Regions from separate parts of the Homo sapiens genome. Here region 1 is linked to region 2. A link is a loop called in an ENCODE intact Hi-C map of the cell type or tissue named here. Cell type or tissue: heart left ventricle. All regions are shown on one strand.

Region 1 (8,000 bases), 56 kb before region 2:
AACCTGTGGTTGTCTCACTACTGTATACTCTACTCCTTCCCCAGTGTGTGCTATCTGTGTGATTTGTGTGGGATCACTACATCCCTGGTGGACTACTGTGACTGGACTAAAACAATCAAGGTAATCCTATCCCTCTCATCACGGTGATTAATTCGGGTCATCCAGGCCTAAGCAAATCCATGCATGGTATTTTTTGGCTTTAGGGATTGTTCCATGATGGTCCCAATCAGGACAAAGTTCAGCAGGAATTTTGCTCTTTTATAGACTGAACTTGCTGCCATTGAAAGTCAATGAGGAAGCAAGTAGATCTGGAATCCTATGACCATGAGAGAAGCCTGCTTTAGGGTGAAGTTGACATGGAAGTGTCAGAGGTGAGGGGTACAAAGAACCATTTTGTCCTTGCTAATATAGTAGATCCACTGTATCTCAGATTGCACCTGATACCTGTTGAAGTTTTCAGGCTTTTCTCACCCCTAGGCCCTTCTCCAATCCTGATGCTAGCTGTTGACAACAGTCATTATTAAATAAATATCAGAAACCTCATCTGAATTCAAGGAATCTCCCAGCTCTTTCTAAACCCATACTTGCTCATTGTAACTGTAGCTCAGGCCAAGATGGAATAGACTACCTTGGTGAGGACAGGTGTATGAAGAATCACTGATTTAAAGATTGTTCATAACGTATCGCAGTCATTAGGCATAAGTCTATTTCTTGAGACATTGTAAGGGATTATTCTTGGAAGGACATAGGTCCAAAATGTTGAATTGGACGTCTAGGAGTCAGGGTGGTAAAAATGAAGTATATATTGATTAAGTGGAGAGTTACATGAGTAGAGAAGCAAAATGAAGCCGAGTAGAAAATTAAAGGTTTTGGGAGGAGTACTGCCTGAATTTAGATGTTTTTAAAGTACAGCTTTCTGTCTTCATGGGAATATCTTTTCGATATACTGAGAAAAAGAAATCCAGGTGTTCTTCACTTTTGTAAGCATCCTGGTTTTTCGTGCAGGGAGCACAGACAACAGGATTTCTTGCCAATCAGTTACCATTGTGAGGCCTGATTTTTCATCTGTAAAATGAGGATAATACAGTCTACCTGAGTAATGGCTGTGAAAGTTAAATGAAGCAATTTGAGTACAAATACCTCACAATGAATGATTGTTTTCATTGATGTGGTGGTAAATGTTTAATAACCTCTTTTTCAAAGAATAAAAGCCGTTATTGGTCATTTTTGCCAATTTCCATGGTGTAAATACTTCCAACATTGTGCCAGTTCCGAGTTACCAGTGTGTTACAAAATTGAAATGGAGTTAGAGAAATACACATATAATGCCGGAGAGCTCACCAGGATGCCACTGCTTTCTTTCCTTCTTTCCAAATTACATACATCCCAGATTTTTTTTTTTTTTTTTTTTTTTTTTGAGATGGAGTCTTGCTCTGTTGCCCAGGTTGGAGTGCAGTGGCACAGTCTTGGCTCACTGCAGCCTCCGCCTTCCATGTTCAAGTGATTCTCCTGCCTCAGCCTCCCAAGTAGCTAGGATTACAGGTGCCTGCCACCACGCCCAGCAATTTTTTGTATTTTTAGTAGAGACAGAGTTTTACCATATTGCCTAGGCTGGTCTCAAACTCCTGGCCTCAAGTGATACACCCTCCTCAGCCTCCCGAAGTGTTGGGATTACAGGCGTGAGCCACTGCACCCGGCCCATAAGCCACCACGCCTGGCCTATGCCAGATTTTGTACAAAGTAAAATCAATCCTTGTCCCCCACCACTGTGATACTAGGGTTTGTTTGATTTTAGTGACATCTGTATTAGGGTTGACACAGAATTAATAACTGAATCAATAAAGAGACCGGGAACAGGGCCACGCCTTACACAAGGTGACATGAAAAATGTTGAGGTGTAGCAGTTTATTCCCTTAGGTTAATCATGAACCTTTCTGTTAGGCCCCTTTGAAATTTAGTATCACTCTGTCCTAAATCACCAGTACCTTGCAAGTGTTGATTCTAGCCCATATAACTCACCTTTCTCAAAAATTCTGCTATGTTTGTTTTAGTAACCAAATACTGTATTTTATTTTCGTAAGATTTTCTTCCCAATCTAGATTATATATTTCAGAGAGAAAGCGTCCTATTTTATGTACATTTTGTATCCTTTTGGTGTCAAATATCATGCTATGACCATAACAGTAAGTGTAATACACATAATATCCTCCCCCCGCCCCCCCGCTTTTTTTTTTTTTTTTTTTTGGAGTTCCTACTGTGTTCCAGGTTCCATGGTAACATTTTCCTTGTTATCTGTAATCATCACAACAGTACTGGAGGGTAAATACGGTCATTCCCATTTTACAGATGAGGATACATTCAATGTGAGATGTTAAAGATGTTCTTCAGAATTTCCCAGGTAGCAGGCAGCTCATGGTATTCAAAAGGTAATGGTTAAGAGAAAGAATGGATAATGAATATCTTGTGTCTATTTTCTTGAGACAGACGAGACTGAGCAGCCTGAGAACATTTGGTGCTCAGAGGGAGGAAATGCTAAGAGGGGAAAACAAGTCTGAAAGGGAAAGAAGGATAGTTCAAAGACCAGTTTCCCCTGCTTCAGAATTCTGACTGGTGCCAGCTCTAACTGCGTATGTTTGCTTTACTTGGAAGATAGAATCATAGTGCCAGAATTCACGGAAGTCTGTTTTGGAAGATGCATTAGTCAGGGTATGCTAATTGCTGGAACAAACAATCCCCAAACTTCAGTAGCTTAACACTGCAGAGGGTTATTACCCTCCGGTGTCACAGAGCAACGTGGGTGGGCTCTGGTCCTAGCCTGGCTTCTTCCATGGCTCAGGTCTGCTATCCCCTAGGACCTTGGAGTTCACTAGATATTGGCATCAGGCTGATCAAAGAGGAAAAGGAGAGTGGTGCATAGACGATTACATGGGAAATTTTAAGGGCCAGGTCTGGACAAGGCAAGTATTACTTCTGCTCACATTTTATTGGCCAAATCCTAGTCATATGATCCCATGACTGCAAAGGAAGATGGGGAATTTCAGATTCCTAGGTGGTCACGGGCAGAAAGAGATGGGGATTGGTGAAAACATAGCCTGGCTTTAGCCACAGAGGGTTACACCAGAGGCCTGCAAGTTTGGTGACCACTAGTTTTCAGAGGTATTGGGTATTTGATAAAATCCAGTGTCTTCCAGAGGTTGAGCATGAGCCACATATAAATAACTTTCCCAGTGACGGGCCATCAGCAGTCCAATGAAGACATTGGGTCTTCATGTCTTCATTGGACTGCTGATGGCCTGTCATTGGGGAAGTTATTTACCTTCTCTGAGGAGAAAATAATAACTTGCATTTCAGAGTGGTTTGGGACACTAAAGGAAATCAGAAGATGGAACTGATTTGTTAACTAGAAATGGACATAAGTATTGGTTACAGGTTTAAAATGAAACTTGCAATGTTTGAGGAAGAAAGGGAAAATGTTAATGCAAAAACAAAAAAGGTAAAGAAATGGTGGGAAGTAGATTATTGGCACTTTTTCTTTGGAAACCCATTGCCATATTTCATGTAATTAAACTTCATTCCTTTTAATGAAACAATTCTTCTAAATAATACAGAGATTTCCCACCAATATAATATTTAACATTTATAATTTTCACCTTAAAGTTTGAACATTTTTAATTTTAAAACTGTTTGTTGCAGTTTAAATCTCCTTATGCCACAGAACTGTGGACTTTCTCTGGTTGCAAAATTCTTTACAGTGTCTTGAATTGAAAAGGGCTTAAGTAAAAAAAGCTGGGGGAAGTGGGGGCCTTTTACAAACAAATTACAACTCATTTGGTACAATAAGGATAATTCATTTTGTCTTGTTTTGCATGGCTGTATATTGTTTTGAATTCATTCTGCATTTCGGAAGCTTGCAGTATTTCTTTTCTGTAGGTTTCTTACTTGTAACTGCAGATTTCGCGGTTTCTTTTGTGTACCACTTGCCTCCCAGAATTTGGCCCAACAGTTTTGAGTAGCTGAACAATTTATCGGGGACAGATCAGCTGAAATGTGGCTCAACTTGAGTAAAGCAGAAGGAATGACATAAGGTTAGGTGACTGATGTGTGAGTTTTTGAATTTGATTTGGTTTTACATGGAAAGGTTGAAGCAATGATCCATGTATTCTAATAAAAATCATCAGTACAAATCAAATAAAATCTGGCTTAGTGGCTATTTTCCCACTGTATCACTCATGGCTAGCCTGTGCTGTTACAGACCACATTTGGCAGGCACGGCTTTTTCCTACAACAAATCTTAAAGTAACATTGCAATCTTTGCTGTGTTAAAAAGGCATCTTTTCTAATCAAACTGTCTGCTAATCTCATCAGATAAATCATTATTCTCTACTGACAGCTCCGGCTTTCCCGGAACCCCTTCCCTGCTTCTTGTTTTCTCTCAAGATGTCTGGTTATCGTCATTCTTCAGGTCTTTGCCTCTATCTCCTTTCACACTAATGACATATCTTCCATTCCTGAGGAAGAGTTACAGCTTTTTACCATTCCACTTACTGAATTGGTAAGACCAGTACCTCAGAGCAGCTCATCTCTTTCTGACCGGTATTCCACTAGTTATCAGATGGGCAAAAGGCAGGATGCATCCAAGTTGCAGACCTACTAGAACCAAAAATGCCTATTCCCAGGAATTTGATGTGATTAAACCTAAGAAATCATCAGTTGATGCGTTCTCATCTCTTTCAGCTGGACTAGTAAAGTAAGGCAGATGTATTTTCACTACTTCAGTAGTGAACATGTTTTATAGAACCTGAAAGTGAAAGTAAGGGAAGCAGCATGGTTTAGAGGAAACCTTGGTCCATTTTTCCGTCATAGACCTGTCCTGCTAGCAAAGTCCTGGGCGTTTCTTAAACTGATGGCAACTGCGTGTGCCCTGGTGGTGAAATGGTGTTGCAGTATGCCTGGGCACTGCCCTGTGAAAAAGGACACACAGAGGGGAGACTCACAGTTTTGTTTTCATTGCTGACATGGTTTAAAAATGTACGTTGCTAGCTGTGAAAACTCAGTCATTATAACACCGTACACCTTTCTTCTTTCAGCAAGTATTCCTTGTGAACATTAGCAAGTATTCTATTCTCTGTTAGAATTAAACAGGTAATCGTAATAGCATGAAAGGGTGAAAGTATGTCTTATGCAAAATAGCCTCTTTTATATAGGGCATCTACCAATTTTCTTGTGATTTTTGTTTTTTCCTCTTTTGAAAAATGATTTTAGTCTGCTCGTGTTTAGGTAGGTAACTTCTCTTGATCCCAATTTTATACTTTAAATGATCCCAGATATTGCATTTTAAATGAGATGAGTATATAAAAAATAGGAAGCAGAAAGCATAATTAAAAATTGTGGTTACATTATCGTGAGACCAAATGACCAGTCAGACTCCTCTGACCAATTTCATAGAAAATAAGGAGGTATCATTTGAACAAGTTGTAACATATGGGAACTGTTTTAAACACCATCATTGATATCAAGAAACTATTAGGAAATGCAAGTTTGTGTATCGTGTGTGTGTGTATGCTGATTTTACACACACAGGCACATGCACACACATGCACACACACATTTATAAGCCCAAGTAAGAGAAACCTTTGCCAATGTCTGCCAGGCATTTGGCTGAAGTGGAATTGTGAGGAACATTTTCTCAGCCTTTATAAATCACAGTTGAAATATGTCAGCACTGTTCAGTTTATAAAATGACAAGGGCTGTAGGCTGGGCATGGTGGCTCACGCCTATAATCCCAGCATTTTGGGAGGCTGAGGTGGGAGGATTGCCTGAGCCCAGGAGTCGGAGATCAACCTGAGCAACATAGTGAGACCCTGTCTCTACAAAAAATTCACTGGGTGTGGTGGTGTGTGCCTGTGGTCCCAGCTACTCAGGAGGGTGAGGTGGGAGGATTGCTTGAGTCTGGGAGGTTGAGGTTGCAGCGAGCCCTGATCGCACCACTGCACTACATATACCCTAGATGAAGAGCAGGACCCCATCTCAAAAAAAAACAAAAACAAAAAACAAAAAACAAAAAAACAACGAGGGCTTCATCTAAAGGTTAAAGGGACTGTTTCTACCTTATATTGATTATAACAAGTTAACTCACTCAATATTGTATGGTATGCTTATGCTGTATTGAATGGCAAAGTTCCTCTCACAGTCTTTTTTGGGGTCACCCTTCACTCTTCACTTTGTGAGGTGGCTAGTTCATTTGTATACCTGCTCTCTAAATGTGGGAATATATTCTTTTAAAAGTGGCAACTCAACTTATCTCCCCCTTCTAAAATATTTTAGATGTTTCCAATTTTTTTTTTTGTACGTCAGCCCATGGAAACCACACTAAATTTTTCTGTGTCATGAGTATGCTTGTCTCTGCATTTGAATTTAATTGGGAAGTGCCTCTGAAATGGCAGGTCTCCTTTTTACACAGTGGTTTACAGAATGTGGTGGGAGGAGGCACCAAATAGCCTGTTAGGATAGCATGGCTCCAAAACTGATTCTTTAACTTGCCTTTATACATTGCATTAATTCACAAGTGGATCAGTCCATCTTGTCTTCATCTTGGCCAAATTCCTTCAAAATTAATAGTAAAATATGCCTAAATATATTCTTGTTCCTGCCCTCCCCACTCCCACCTAGGTCACAGGGCTACAACTAATCATTGTCTCCATTGAAATGTCACTAGATGATCAACGATTGAAGAATATTTCTTACCAATTCAAATAGAACAGAAACTTCAGTCAAGTTTAGCATTTATTGCCCTACATTTCTGCGGCTGTCAAAACCAGTTGATCAGAGACGTGAAGATATGTAAGGAAATAGGAAGCTGTGATGGGTTATCGCTTGTCTAAGAGTGGTACAAGTGAGACTTGAGGGCATTATCACTTTTTACCTTATACATTTTTGTATTTTAATTTTTTTCAATAAGCACATACTTAAAAATTAGTTTGAATGTTCTTAACGAATCTTTCCATAGGTTACTGATTAGTTCAACAGGGACAAATTATAATCATACATTGCAGAATTTGCATGCCACTTTGACCAGGTGATCAAAATTGGCATAGCACATGAGGGGCAGACCAACATGCCATCAAGGGGCTCTGGAAGTGATGTCCTGGGAAGGACACCAGACCACTATTGTAGTATTATATCCACTGGAATATAATCATGAGGAAGCATCTGATCCTCCCAAATTGAGAAACATTTCCATAAAATAACTGGCCTGTATTCTTCCAAAATTCTAATATCACAGAAGGAAAAGGCTGAGGAATTATGTCTGATTCAAATGGATAAAAGAGATAGACAATTCAGTGCAGTGCATGATCCTGGACTTTGTCTTCTACCGGAGAGGGAGGAAGTTCCCTATTGGAATATGGATTATGGATTGGATCTAAGTACCCACAGTATATTTTCTGATTTTGATAATAGTACTGTTTTTGTTCTTAGGAAGTGCACACAGAAGTACTAAGGTGCAAAAGGATATAATTGATGCAACTTACACATGGTTCAGAAGCAACATATTATATAATTATAACTGCACTGTAATTGAAAACTTTTAAAATTAGCCTGGTGTGGCAGTCCCAGCTACTTGGGAGGCTGAATTGGGAGGATCTCCTAAGCCTAGGAGGTTGCGGCTGTGGTGAGCTGTGTTTGTGCCACTGGACTCCAGCCTGTGTGACAGAACGAGACCCTGTCTCAAAAACAAACAAACAAAACAAACAAAAACCCCAAAACTTAAAAAAAATAAAAATGTAAAATATGGGAAGAATGAAAAAATTATACATTTTCCTTGACTTCAACCCTTGATCTTTTCTTGATCAGTTCCCAGGTGGGGTTAGGATATCTGTGTTTTTTATGAGGTTCCTTGGAGTATTTGGGTGGTCAGCCACCATTTGGAGATCACCATGTAGTGCCTAGATTATAAATTATCCTTTTAGAAAGAGTTGCTGGAATCATTTCAAGATTGGTC
Region 2 (8,000 bases):
AAAATTTTTTGTCTTGGTTTGTGTTTTAGGATGGACATGTCCCTTCTTTAGAAACAAGTCTGCTGTAAAATGGGTTGTATCCATCTCAGAGCTATTCTGCGTAGTCTTGATGTGGAAAAGGAAACAAATCTCCAAGAATAAAGTAGAGCACTAGGCATTTCCCATCTTCCTGTAGAGTGGTAGTTTAAACAGCAGGGGCACTGAGCAGAGCGATTGAGCCACCCAGCAAAGCTGAGCTGTAGCACCTGATCATTATCCCTCAGGTTTAAGATTTACCTGTTGTGCTCATTGTAACAAAAGAAATGAAATCTCTGTAATTATATTGGAAGGGGGAGGAGATCGTGTTTTAGTTCCTTTGATCTTGAGCTAGAATAGGCTCTGCTTTTGGAAATTTAATTTGAAAGAGCCCAACGTACACATCTGCTTTTTGTACTGCAATTTCTATTGAGCTTGAAAATAGAAATTTATTAATGCAAATGTGTAGAGTCTGTTCCTTGAGGAAAAGATATACTCATTCAAAACACAAGGTGATCCCTTCCTACATAGCTATGGAAGATGTTAATATGTTTTCTGTTTTTTTTTTTCCTTGACTTCAGATATGAGGTTCCTTGCTAACAAGGACTAAGCATAAAAATTATAGGATCCATTGGGGAATGGAAAGATTCATTCAATACTTAAAAGTTTCCAAAGGACAAATTCATTGGTGAAGAGCTGGGGGAAGCATACTGAATCCTCAAAAGAAAAAAAAAAAGCCAAAAACAAGTGCATCATCAAACCATTCTGAAAATATGTTTGAATTGATGATAGGGCCCATGCTAAGAGACAAAGCTTTCATTTCAACGAATCCAATCTGCCTAGTGTTGTGTAAAATTGCCTTTGCCTGTAAATGGAATGGCATGCAGATTTTAGGTAGGACACTTTCTCACCCAACTTAGCCTGTACTCTATTTCATTTTTTCCACCATTACATGAAGCTTCACATAAATGACAACTTGACTTAATCCTTAAAGTGGCTGGATTGTGTGGTCTATTTTGATTAAACTTTTTCTTGTTCTTAGTGTAAATTTTCAGTAATGCCTAAAATGTCATGAGCATTTTGGGACATAAATCCTTTAAGCTATTTTGCAGTCATATAGTTGTTCTTTGGAGGGTTTGAGTGCTTTCCTAAACTCCTTCTCATCTCTAAATAGGCAAAATAAATTATAAATTGTCGAGAACATTCAATCACTCTTCGGATGAGCAGGCATCTCCTAAAGCTGGGGAAAGTATCCATTTTCAATATTTTGAGTAAATATAGTTGATTCTTTATAATATTTGTACTGTATCAAAAGATCTCAAAAACTGTTATAAATTACCTAGACTTAAGGAAGAAGACATGATTAAATAATTCATTGGATCAATAAAACCAATCTGCTTTTTTCTGATGTGGTGTGATGAAGTTTTTTTTCAAATGGGGTAGGTGGGCCTCAGTGCTGTGTATTATCCTTTTGATTCTATTGGTTACTGTCTTTCTCTGCTCCCCCCTTAGTTGTTGTTTGATATTTTTGTGCTTTTTGTTTGTTTTGTTTTAAAGAAAGGAAAGCTGCAAGCCATAGAAAGTTAGGCTGTGAGTTAGGAATTCTGAGTTTAAAGCAGGGAGCCTGTCCCTAACTTTGTGTTTAAGTTGGTGTTTCAGTTATGTTGCCAGTGTAAGCTTGTGACCCTTACAAATGTACAATTTCATTTGGGTTCAGTGATTCCTGGATGAGTTTGTGATATAGGATGCCAAAGGCTGTGGAATTTCTTTAAGACACAAAATCTTGAGACAGAGCTGATTCCTTGGAAGCTTGTGGGTAACTAGAGTCTCATGTTAACTAATCTGGAGGGGGCTAAGAAAAGTCTTCCTACCCACTTCCAATTAATTAATTTCTAACATTTCCATCTAATCATGACTTTGTCGAGTGACACACATCTTTTTTCCTCACAGGCAAGAAACTCACACACAAAATTTCTATTTCTAATGGCAGACAGTTGGGGTGCCGCAGCCAAGCAGTCACCCTTAAAAATTAATGAGCGTAATGATGGTTAGAAAAGCGATTCTGATGGTGGTTGGAGAGGGAGGGGCCATGGGGATGGCAGAAGGAGGAAGACCGGACTCCTCATAAGTGACAATGATGTGAGCCCCTGTCCTCATCTCCCCTCCCATCCCCCCTTCCGCCCAGTCACCACCCCTTCCATCCTCCTCTCTTTACAGGAGCCAAAGCAGATAGAAAGACAGGGCGATTATGAAGACGTCAGTTGGAGTGTAGGCAGGCGAGAGGGGCGCAGCGCCCCAGATGAGGTCCGGGGGGAGCTGAGGAGGGTCACTCATGGACGACCGTGTGTGTGTGTCTGACAGACTGTGAAATGGTGCGTTGTTGCACGGCTGCGCTGCACCTGGGCCCTTCATCTGTGATTGATTGGTTTGGTCATGTGTAATGGTCCCATCTGCTCTGTGTTGTTTTTCTTTTTTTACTTATAAACACCGTTCCCAGAGGCTGAGAGAGGATGAGCTATGTTTTGTCATCTTCACTTACACTTTAGCTCAAAAAAGTGGTCAAGTAGGTAAGCTCTAAAGTCTGTCCAAGTAATGTAGTAGGAAAGTACGGTTTTTCCCCTTTGCTTGATTGTGTGTGTGTGTGTGTGTGTGTGTGTGCGCGCGCGCGTGTGCCTCTCCTGCGCACGCGTGTGTGCGTGGAGTTTTAATGCTGCCTGTTAATATCTGAATAGTTCGTGAACCACGGAAGACCAAAATATCGCAGAAATGATTTGCACAACTCTGTGTATTGTGACTCTTACTGCAGTGAGGATTTTTTTTTGTAACGGAGCCAATACTTAATTAAAACCGCTGACATCATGGTGTTATAATTAAGCGTGGCATTAATTAAGCTGGAATAACGATTTTTTTTTATTAAGAACTGCTTCTATTGTATAAGACCATTATCGCCTAAAAACAAAATAATTTTAAGGCAAAAATAAATTTGCTTTAACCTAGCCCTTTTCAACTTCCCCCAAAGTCCGGCCTCAGGACTGTCATCATCAGGGCTCCGAGTCTGTGTGTGCGTGTGTGTGTGAGCATGTGCGTGTGTGTGTGTGTGTTTGGTGGTGTTGGGTTGGGGGAGAGTGGAAGTGAAATTTGTTTTTTTTCACCCAAAAATGCTGATCGGCTCCTGGCATTCTGATGGCTAATTATGCATCGGAGAGCTTCGACAGCTGCATTCATCATCATAAAATGTAATAATTAATGACATTCCAACAAAGAAAAATATGCAAATGAGGACTCATTAGCATTTTCATATTCAGCTTTGATAATGCTTTTGCTGACAAGGTTGTAATTAATGAAAATTCATGTCGCAGTCAGGAGATTGGATCGGTTTCATTCCGCTCACAATTCCCAAATGCTTGCATTATGGAAAATCGGCGGCTCTGCCAACTTTTCAGGGAAGAAAAAAACACACACACACACTAAAAGCACCAGATGCAAATTAATGGTAGGGAGTCTTTAACTCTTTAAACCACCCCCCTAAATTTCCATCATAGGAAACATGTGATGAGTGTTAGCCTAAGAACTAGATTCTCTTTTTTTTAATAATAGGAAAGTACTTTTATTTGTGACCCAAGTATGAGAATTTCTGGCAAACTTTTTTTTTAATATTAAAAAAAACCCCCCAAACCCTCCACCTTTTCCCTTCTTTCCTTTTCCCTTTCAAGACTATTTAAATGTACATAGTAAAACATGTTAGGACAGCCAAGCCCCAGCATGTTGTGTTCTGTCCTCTGGCTGGCAGATTCACGCCACAACAGTTTATTCATCCACATGCTTTTTGGCGACTCTTCATCACGTATTTGGGCTTAGATCTTCTGGTGCCTCCCTCGGCGTGCTACCCATAAGGTCGAAAGAAAAGCAAGTATTCGATTTCTCTATTCAGGGTGGGTTTTTTTTTTTTTTTTTTTTTTTGGATGATAGTGGTTTTTTTTTTTTTGTGCTTTTTCTTTTTAATCTATTCCCTTTGTGGTTTAGTGTAAGAGTTTGAGAATGTGCCCATAATTCTCTCACTCAACACTTCTGGTTTAGTGTTGTTCTTCAAATGTAATTTTAGGAGACACTCTGCAATCAAAATGGAAACCCAGAAACCCCAGAGCAGAGATATCGACAAATATTTAACACAGAGAGCTGTTAATTTATGAAAGCCTCTGTGTGTTGCTTTCAAAATGTGGAACTTTAGGTTGGCAAATGTACACTTGATGCCAACCTGGTACCATGTTTGACAGACAAGCCTGAAGTTAAACTGAAAGTTCTATCTGGCCCTCAAGGTTAGAAAGAAAAACTTAAACAGAGTCTGACTTCATTTTCTATTTGATCTTTAGGTTAAAAAATGATGATTATTAAAACTGGTCTTTTTGCTGAGGCAGATGTTTTAATAAAAGGTTTGTATAATGATTAAGAAAAAGGGAAAATAGAAGTGTACTTCTTTATAAATTATAACGTTTATAAGCATTTTCACTCTCAGATGAATAAAATGACTTCTGGGAGTTCCTAAGATGCAGTTTCCTGTTTATTTAAAGTTAAATTGTAATTCCCAAAGTTGCTAGCCCAGCATAAATAAAGATTATAATACGCCTTGTTAAGGGAAGAGAGAAACTTTGATATGCGGGGCCTTATTTTTTAGAGTATTTCAGTAAAACAGAAAGAATCATCAGTTATTTCACGAAAATTTTAAAATAAATCTTTTTTCCCTTGTATGTGATTAAGAATGACTGGGTTTCATTCCTTGTTAAACTCTTGGGGTTCCAAGAAACAGAATTTTATTTCAATCTCTTGCTTCTTCCAACTTTTATTTTGTCACAGTTTGTACATGAACCTGTGTGTGTGTACACAGGCATGTGTGTAAATGTGTGTGTGTCCATGTCTAAAGATTATGGTGGCTCTGTCCTCTCTCCTGTAAAATCTATTGTGGTAAAATAGCAGGCAAAAGAAGGTTTTACTTTTTTTTTTTCCTTTTAGTTTATTTCTTTTTTTGTGTGGGCAAACTGCCCATCCAGATGGTAGAATTTCACCTGTAAGCAATCTGAAACGATAGGTTAATTCTGACATTTTATAGAGCTTTTTTTATTTTCTTTTCACACAGTACAACTAAGTGCAGAATAACTGCTCAAGATAATGTTTCTTTTTTTTTTTTTTTTCTTTTAAAGCGCTTTCTGCTGTGATTGGTTCTTTTTTCCCCCAAATCTGAATTTGGGGCTCATTTAAAAATCTGTGGCTTTAGGCACTTTGCTGTTATTGTCAAAACCACATCTAATGAAATCTTTGACCAGCTTCTAATATGTGTAAATGAGGAAGTGATGGCAGAAGTGAAAAAGCAGGTTAGTCGCCGAGAAGCAGATCCTTGTAATTTTATAACGCTGAACGTTCCACTGGCTTTGATAAATTTACTGTTAGTTTTCTCCTCCCACCAAATTCACAGATGTATACCAACTCATAACTTCCCAAGTAATGCCTAGCATGGTATTAGCCCCCGGAATCCTGGGACTTGCTTTTGTTGTCAGTGTGGTTAGCCTCTGGTGGCTTATGTGACTGAGTAAACTGGAGAAAAACTTCAGGGTGATTCGTTGTCCCGTGATCAAGGAATCCCATTATTTCCAAAAGCGGGTTAGAAGATGTTTTTGGAGTAGAGTGTGGAAGGGAAAGGGAGTATTGGAGATTGTTTTTACACATAATCATGGTAATCATGCTGTGTTGACAAGTTAGTTTTGAATGTGCCACCTTCTTGTTTTTATTTCTAGAAAACCTTCATTTTCATGAATTATTTCTTGAGCTGATGATAAAGATGACTTTAGAGACATCTTCTCCCCTGGTGTATTCCTTTAGGGAAACGTTTTTGAAAGTGTTTCCCTTTATTATACCTGTAAGGCTTGGGACCTTTGTCATGGCATTGTTTGTTGTTTTTTCCGTTTCCTGTTTTGCACGTGTTAATTCCTGTGGGCATTTTCTTTTTAAAGTGATGGGATTTCCACTGTCCAGCAGCAAGCCACATTTACTGGAGTTATTGAACTCTGTAATAGGAAACCTGTGGGTGATCAGTTTTACCCTCCCTAGAAGATACTGCTTCAGTCAATGAGAATTACAGCCCCATGACTGAGAATTTTAAAGAAGGGGTTCCACTAAGACACCCAGATGTTTTGTTTCAGGTGTTGCAACAAAATCAACATTTGTTTGTGGGCAGCGAAGCCAGTGTTCCTGCCAGTATTCCCGTTCAGTCGCTTCTCATATTTCCCTTGCAAACTTTCCCATTGGTTGGGGTCTGTGGAGAGATTTCAGTGGCTGGCTGGTGGAAATGTTTGGGAGAACATTTGCGTATCAAAGCAACCTAAATATTTGCAAAAATGTTTGCTTGAGAAAAAAGAATCCACTTAGGATTAGGAAGTAACTGCTTAAACATTTTAAAAGCATTTGTGATTTCCCTAAGTATATTACTCATGAGCCACTGCCTAACCTGAATTTCAGGGGTCACTCTGGAATCTGTATATTTAAAAACCCTATAAGATAATAAAGGTTTTGCTTTATGATTAAGATCTGAATCCATACATTAAAATGAAAAAACACTTGACAAGACAAAATATATTTTAAGAATTGTTTATCATTTAGTGAACCTGCAAAACAAAAGGTGTAAAGAAAGGGCCTCATGAAATGGTTGGATGTTGAATACCTCTAACGTCATTCTTTCCCTCTACTGTAGATTTTTTGTTGGTAAAACCCAATTGTATTGCTATGATATGACATTCCTTCTGTTGGAGTCCATAAGCTTTCTTCCAGTGGTAATGATTTGAATGTCAGATCTTTTTCTTGAGTTTAATGTAGGCATTTTCTGTCCACATTATTAAAGTTTCAGCTACATTTTACTGATGGTTTGGAAACAGTATGTGTAAAACTCAGTGTAGGCCAATTTTTCCAATTTGTTAACAAGGTAGGAGTTGAGCATTGACAATTACTGTACTTAAAAGCCCCTCGGATCAGGTGTTATTTTACCATCTGGACATTTTAATTAGTAATAAAAGTGTGGATCTGGATACACAGAAATAGGATCTACAGTACACAATGGCCCAATGCACTCTGTTGGTGCTGAGGTGTATGTGGCTACATTTTATAAATATGTATGTATGTGTGTGTGTGGGCAAGTGTAATTATGTGCCAGGTGTGTCCTTTTTCAAACTGGGCACTAACACAACACCAAAGAATTTGGCTACTTTTCTTAGATAAAAAGTAAAAATGTATAATCTATAAACTTGCACATAAGTAAAACTGTATCTTTTTAATGCTCCTACTTCCTCAAGTATGGCATGACAAAATATAATGCTGACATTTAGGTAGGCCTGGGCAAAAGATGTGACTCTTCTCTTTCATAGCTGTGTGCTCTAAGGCAAATAAATTAACCACCAAGTATCCCTTTTTTCTCATATTCAGAATGAAAGTATAAATGATAATTGTTATGGTATCTACCTAACAGGATTATGAGGAAGCTCATTTGAGCATGTATGTTGAAAAGCACTTAATGAAATATAAGGAGTCATAACAGTTCTTAACAATTGATTGTTAATACAGGATGCAGATGACCAATTCATACCCCACATACCATCTTTTATAATTCAGTAAATCATCTCATATTTAAAAATAAGGGAGATGCAAATATAATGTTACATTAGATTATTAACAAATGATAAGTTTAAGACCACCAGAAAAAAATGTGTTCATAAGTTTCAACATAAAGCAAAATGACTCATTCTTATAAAGTATATACAGGCTCATTGACGCAATGTTATCCTTAATTAAGGCAAAAGCGATGCATTTGAGGGAAATAGTGACCCTCTGGAGAAATAGAGAATGAAAATAGTTTAGGGAAATGAATCTTAACATCTTCTCTTTTGGAAAAATTCATGCATGTTTCTCTTAATCATTATGAATTTCATGTTTGCAAACCAGTGTGA

The links. Hi-C counts contacts between places; a loop is a spot of excess contacts. Peaks named below come from ENCODE experiments on the same cell type or tissue, not always from the same donor. Only the 100,000 strongest peaks of a DNase experiment are listed, where the experiment ranks them.
Region 1: it touches region 2 in a loop (1.9-fold over the local background); 18 of 110 quality-filtered maps call a loop at or near these places.

Annotation. Positions count from the first base shown.
Region 1 is chr18:55,474,521-55,482,520 of GRCh38, reverse strand. All of the region lies in intron 3 of TCF4 (transcription factor 4), which reads left to right. All of the region lies in intron 1 of TCF4-AS1 (TCF4 antisense RNA 1), which reads right to left. MIR4529 (microRNA 4529) reads right to left here and starts at 3,300; the gene lies at 3,223-3,300. In heart left ventricle, a CTCF peak has its summit at 4,974; no DNase peak of the experiment used is centred here; H3K4me3 peaks cover 1,997 bases; H3K27ac peaks cover 3,702 bases.
Region 2 is chr18:55,418,101-55,426,100 of GRCh38, reverse strand. The region is part of intron 5 of TCF4 (transcription factor 4); the gene reads left to right. Among named protein-coding and RNA genes, the nearest start is that of TCF4-AS1, 30 kb to the left of the region's middle. RefSeq lists an enhancer at 2,253-3,707. In heart left ventricle, no CTCF peak of the experiment used is centred here; a DNase peak (open chromatin) is centred at 3,080; H3K4me3 peaks cover 4,499 bases; H3K27ac peaks cover 6,144 bases.